2 separate regions of the Homo sapiens genome follow, and region 1 is linked to region 2. A link is a contact called in ENCODE Hi-C or POLR2A ChIA-PET data. All regions are on one chromosome and are shown on one strand. The core of a region is the stretch at or near the end of the contact, and the rest is flanking DNA. Distances in the headings are between cores, read along the strand shown.

Evidence for each region. A loop is a pair of places that touch in the nucleus more often than their neighbours do. ChIA-PET counts read pairs that join two places held with the same protein, here RNA polymerase II (POLR2A). Pooled maps may share reads with other maps.
Region 1: a loop to region 2 is called in a pooled map, with 1.9 times the contacts of the local background. The contact joins the enhancer-like site here to the promoter of LINC03154 in region 2. A Hi-C loop is called at or near these places in 1 of 50 pooled maps. POLR2A ChIA-PET finds 5 or more read pairs at or near these places in 4 of 52 experiments (A673, GM10248, H1 and 1 more).

What each region holds. Positions count from the first base shown.
Region 1 is chr1:8,342,082-8,344,845 of GRCh38, forward strand. SLC45A1 (solute carrier family 45 member 1) reads left to right here. Exons shown (of 9, transcript NM_001080397.3): 9 at 1,666-2,084. The coding sequence ends at 1,932. Among named protein-coding and RNA genes, the nearest start is that of SLC45A1, 25 kb to the left of the region's middle. RefSeq lists an enhancer at 795-1,535. Within about 2 kb of position 1,435, at least 24 of the 41 ENCODE cell types and tissues checked have a DNase peak (open chromatin) inside an H3K27ac peak, as active enhancers do.
Region 2 is chr1:8,258,064-8,260,824 of GRCh38, forward strand. It overlaps LINC03154 (long intergenic non-protein coding RNA 3154), which reads left to right and starts at 1,308. Exons shown (of 2, transcript XR_007065454.1): 1 at 1,308-1,930. RefSeq lists a silencer at 1,626-1,920.

The sequences.
Region 1 (2,764 bases), core at 185-2,684, 84 kb after region 2:
CTGTAGTCCCAGCTACTCTGGAGGCTGAGGCAGAAGAATGGCGTGAACCCGGGAGGCGGAGCTTGCAGTGAGCTGAGATCGTGCCACTGCACTCCAGCCTGGGCGACAGAGTGAGACTCCGTCTCAAATAAATACATACATACATAAATAAAGTGCCTTAAATTTTTGTTGATATTTTGCTCAGCATAGACTTTTACCGGCTGTATTGAAATATGCACCATCTAACAGTGTGTGATGTGCACCGTTCGGCGGTTTCAGCACACGCAGAGTTGTACAACCATCACCACCATCAATTTCAGAACAGTTTTGTCACCCCAGGAAGAAACCCGTCAGCCATCACCCCTCTGACCCTCCCACTCTCCCAGGCCTAGGTGACCGCTAACCTTCTTCCTGTCCCCATGGACTTGCCTATTTGGGACGTCTCCTGTGATGGAGTCAGGCAGTCTGCGGCCTCTCGTGTCTGGCATCTGCAGTGCAGCTGTGGGCTTCGAGCTCCATCTGTGCTGTTTCCTGGGTCAGCGCCTCCTTCCCTTTTATGGTCACATAATGTTCCCACCATAATTTTCCTTTGCAGTGACTTTGAAATCTTAAAATGCTGCATTGAAATATTACCTGGACAGTCTGGGCAACATAGTCAGACCCCATCTCTAAAAAAATAAAATTAAAAATTAGCCAGGTGTGGTGGCATGCACCGGTAGTTCCAGCTACTCGGGAGGCTGAGGTGGGAGGATCACTTGAGCCCAGGAGGCTGAGGCTGCAGTGGGCTGAGATTGTGCCACTGCACTCCAGCCTGGGCAACAGAGCAAGACCCTGTCTCAAAAAAAAAAAAAAGAAAAGAGAAAAGAAAGAAAGAAAAGAAATGTGACCTGGATTACTGAGTTTCTCTCTCTCCCTTTTAATCTCATGCCTCAGTTGCCTCCCCCAGGCCTGGGCCTGATTTGTTTTAGGGAGTTTGGAGTCTGACAAGTTCAGCTGGGCTGGCCCTGAGCACAGCCCTTCTGATGGGGGGAAGCCGCAGGGGAGGCCCAGGCTCCCAGGTCACAGCAATGCCCACTCACGCAGCACCTTGCAGGCCGGCTGGTGCTGGGGGAGCCCAGTGAGGGAAAGCCATGCCACCGCTCCCCACCGTCACTCTGCACAGACCACACTCTCAGCCACTGTCCCCCAGCATGGCATGCAGGGGAGGGAGAGTGAGTGACGTGCCCAAGCTGGAGGCCACGAGGACCTTGGAGCCTCGGACAGAGGACCAGCGGCTGTCATGTGCAGAGGACTTTGGGGGTGTAGGGCAGGTCCCATCCTGGATGAAGGTGAAGGAGGGGATGGCAGGAGTGGAGCGGTCGCCTGGCTGGGCAGATTGGTTTTCTTTGGGTGAGAGGATGGGGAAGAGCTCAAGTGCTGAGCGGGGAAAGTGTCTCCCGCCACCTCGGCCCGTGGGAGCTCAGCCCTCTGCCCCATTAGTCATGGATTCTTTTCATTGTCGTCATCTCTCCGAACACAAATATTGTTAAACTCTTGGCTGAACTCCCTGTGCATGTTGGCGCTGAAAAATGTGAGGCCGCTGTGTGTGGGCCGCTCGGGCCTCCTGGGCTCGCAGGACACACCGAGCTCGGTCACCCCGTGCTGGCCGCGGCGTGTCTCGCTGACACGTTTCTTCCTCTGGGTCAGTTTGCAGGGTCCAGTGCGGACGGCACCCGGCGGGGCATGGGCGTGGACATCTCTCTGCTGAGCTGCCAGTACTTCCTGGCTCAGATTCTGGTCTCCCTGGTCCTGGGGCCCCTGACCTCGGCCGTGGGCAGTGCCAACGGGGTGATGTACTTCTCCAGCCTCGTGTCCTTCCTGGGCTGCCTGTACTCCTCCCTGTTTGTCATTTATGAAATTCCTCCCAGCGACGCTGCAGACGAGGAGCACCGGCCCCTCCTGCTGAACGTCTGACATCGCGGAGCCTCGACTCCGGACACGCGCCTGCACCTGGGGGTCTGGAGCAGGCCGACCAGTGAGGACCAAAGGGCCTTGTTGGACAGGGGGACTGGCTGCCTACTGGAATGTAAATATGTGATAAAATAATAAATGACAGCGGCAAAGCCTATGGTTTCTAGGCATTGCTCTCTGGTGGCTGAGAGGTCCCCATGGGATTGAGTTACCCTCCTGAGGACTCGGGCAGGGGAGGTTTGTAAGAATCTTTTTTTGAAAGTAAAGGTGTAATTCAATGGTTCTCAACCAGGGGCAATTTTGCCACCCCACCCCCACCCCCAGGAAGACATCTGGCAAAGTCTGGAGATAGCTTTGGTTGTCACAACTCGGGGATGCTGTAAACCTCCCACGGCACACAGGACCGCCCCAACAGCAAGGAGCTAGCAAGACCCAGCTGTCAATTGTGCTGAGGTAGAGTGAGCCTGGTCTAACTGGACCATACATTCTGTACATTGCATCCCAGGGTAGAGTCACAGTATACAGGTCTTTTGGATCAGAAGGCCTCATATTCATTCACTTGTCCATTCATCCATTTATTCTCTCATCCATTCATTCATCTACCCATCCGCATATCCACCCATCCACATAACCATCCATCCACTCATCCAAATATCCTCCCATCCAAATATCCACTCATCTATATATCCATCCATCTACATACCCACCCATTCATCCGTCCACATAACCATCCGTCCACTCATCCAAATATCCACCCATCTGAATATCTACTCATCTATATATCCATCCATCCACATATCCACCCATCCACCCATCTAAATATCCACTTCTCCAT
Region 2 (2,761 bases), core at 58-2,557:
TTTGTGGCATGTATTTTCCCTGGTTTGTCATTTGCCTTTTTTTTTTTCTTGAGATGGAGTCTCGCTCTGTCGCCCAGGCTGGAGTGCGGTGGCGCAATCTCGGCTCACTGCAAGCTCCGCCTCCCAGGTTCACGCCATTCTCCTGTCTCAGCCTCCCGAGTAGCTGGGACTACAGGCGCTGGCCACCACACCCGGCTAACTTTTTGTATTTTTAGTAGAGACGGGGTTTCACCATGTTAGCCAGGATGGTCTCCATCTCCTGACCTCATGATCTGCCCACCTCGGCCTCCCAAAGTGCTGGGATTACAAGCGTGAGCCACCGCGCCCAGCCTGTCATTTGCCTTTTACTTTTGTTTTGGGTGGGGTTAATTTGGCTCACGGTAAAAGAACAGTTTTCCTGCATGTTTTATTAACACTAAAATGAAACGCATTTAGGGTCACAGAGATTTGGGGCCATACTAAACCAAAATTTTAAAAATAAAGTCCTTGGCTGGGCGTGGTGGCTCACACCTGTAATCCCAGCACTTTGGGAGGCCAAGGTGAGTGGATTGCTGGAGCCCAGGAGTTTGAGACCAGCCTGGGCAACATGGCGAAACCCCATCTCTACTAAAAATACAAAAAATTAGCCAGGCGTGGTGGTGGTACCCTCCTGTAGTCCCAGCTACTCAGGAGGCTGAGGTGGGAAGATCCCTGGAGCCCGGGAGGCGGAGGTTGCAGGGAGCCAAGATCAGCCACTTCACTCCAGCCTGGGCGGTAGAGGAGATCCTGTCTCAAAAAATAAAATAAAATAAATAATTTCCTCCGTATCCTCAGAAACAATTCAAAGCCATGTGTAAACCCAAAACTGAGTTCATCACTTCTAAGATCAGAAGAATTTGTGTTTGTTTATGATGAACTCACACACCATAATCTTCCAAAATCATTGAATTCCAGGTGTGACTAAAGCAAAGTTTCAGATTGCAAGTTGACACTGTTACCTGAAAGCTGCACACAACTGCTGAATCACTTTTTAAACAAGCATGAAAACAACAATTTCTCTTGTTCCCAGTACAGCTTTGAGCCACAAAAATTAATTACATCACCTAGGAAATTAGCCCTGCGTTTTGCATCCAAAGGTCAATGTTCAGACTGAGAAATGGTTTAGTGCTTCCAAACACAGGGCTCAGCACATAAATATTTATCATGCAGAGGACAGGAACTCATTGTACATGGCTTGTTTACCTTATCAGCCAGTTACCTGGGGCAAAGAGTCCACTGTCTGCTTCCTGTCCTAATTTCCCTTGCCCAAGACCTTGGGCAATTGTTTATTTGACAGAGTGTTCTGTCCCATTCCCTTTCTTCTGGGAATAAGGGCACAGGATACTAAACAAATAGATCACCTGGTCTGGGAACACCTGATTTCTGGAGAGGCTGAGACTTCTAGGTGTTTGCTAGAAAGATCCAAATACAGGAAAGAGAAAACAGCTGCTGCGTTCACAAGAAAACGGAGGATGCATTTCTCCCCATGACTTCGGCTTGTTTGGGTTCGCATTTCAAGTGCTCTGACTGGGCTTTATGGAATGTCCTGTCAAGCTTTTGATTGTGAAAATAAAGTTACAGAGACACAGGGGAACAATAATCACAGACGCGATTTGTAGCACAGACACGGCCTTTCATTTCATTCCTCTTTTCTGTGTTTACAAATTGCGACTGTTAGAGAAACGTTGGCCAAGCTGGCTCTTTAACCTGGCCACATATTTATTTTGGCCACTCTTAGCTTTTATTTCGCAAGGTCTCATACTCACCAGCTCAGGTGCTTGTTACATAAGAAAGCTCTGCCGGCGGAGTGCCAAAAATTCAGCTCAGCATTTTCTGCCTCCCTGCAGTGGTCCCAAGGAATGGATACCTCTGCAACCATCTGCAACCTGGACCTTTGCAACAGGAATCTCAGGTTAGGTGACACTGGCCAACATGCAGGGAAACTATGTCAACAAGCTAGTTTTCCTTTCCTTCCTTCCTCCTTCCCTTCTTCCCTCTCTCCCTCTCCTCACCTCCTTTCCTTTCTTTCATTTTTGATACAGTAGGGTGTCTCACTATGTTGCCCAGGCTGGTCTCAAACCACTGGCCTCCAGTGATCCTCCTGCCTCAGCCTCCCGAAGCTCTGAGATTACAGGTGTGAGCCTCCAGGCCTGGCCCCAAACTAGTTTTCAAGGGTTGGTTATCACATCCCTTGTATCTTGGTTCTCACCAGTCAATCATTACGTACTTTGCATGGATTTATTAGAATAGATTTTAAATCTCTTGTTTTAGCCTCTTCTACTTGTAGAGCTACCAATCCTAGAAGTTTACTAGCAACTCTGCATTGTTACATTTTAATTTGCATTTTGTTTTGCATATATTTAATTTGCATTTAGTTTTGCATTTAGTTTGATTGTTCATTTGCGTCTCTCCTTTCTGAACTGCCTGCTGTTCTTTGCTCACTTTTTCTATTTTATTATTATTAAGACTAGTCACGTGTAGTAGTGAGAAGGAGGGAAAGAGTCTATTGGAGTTTTAATATCATGTATACAGTGGATATTAAGAATATCAACACTTCCTTTTTTTTTTTTTTGAAACAGAGTTTTGCTCTTGTTGCCCAAGCTGGAGTGCAACGGCGCGATCTCGGCTCACTGCAACCTCCGTCTCCCAGGTTCAAGCGATTCTCCTGCCTCAGCCTCCCGAGTAGCTGGGATTATAGGTGCCCATCACCATGCCCAGCTAATTTTTTGTATTTTTAGTAGAG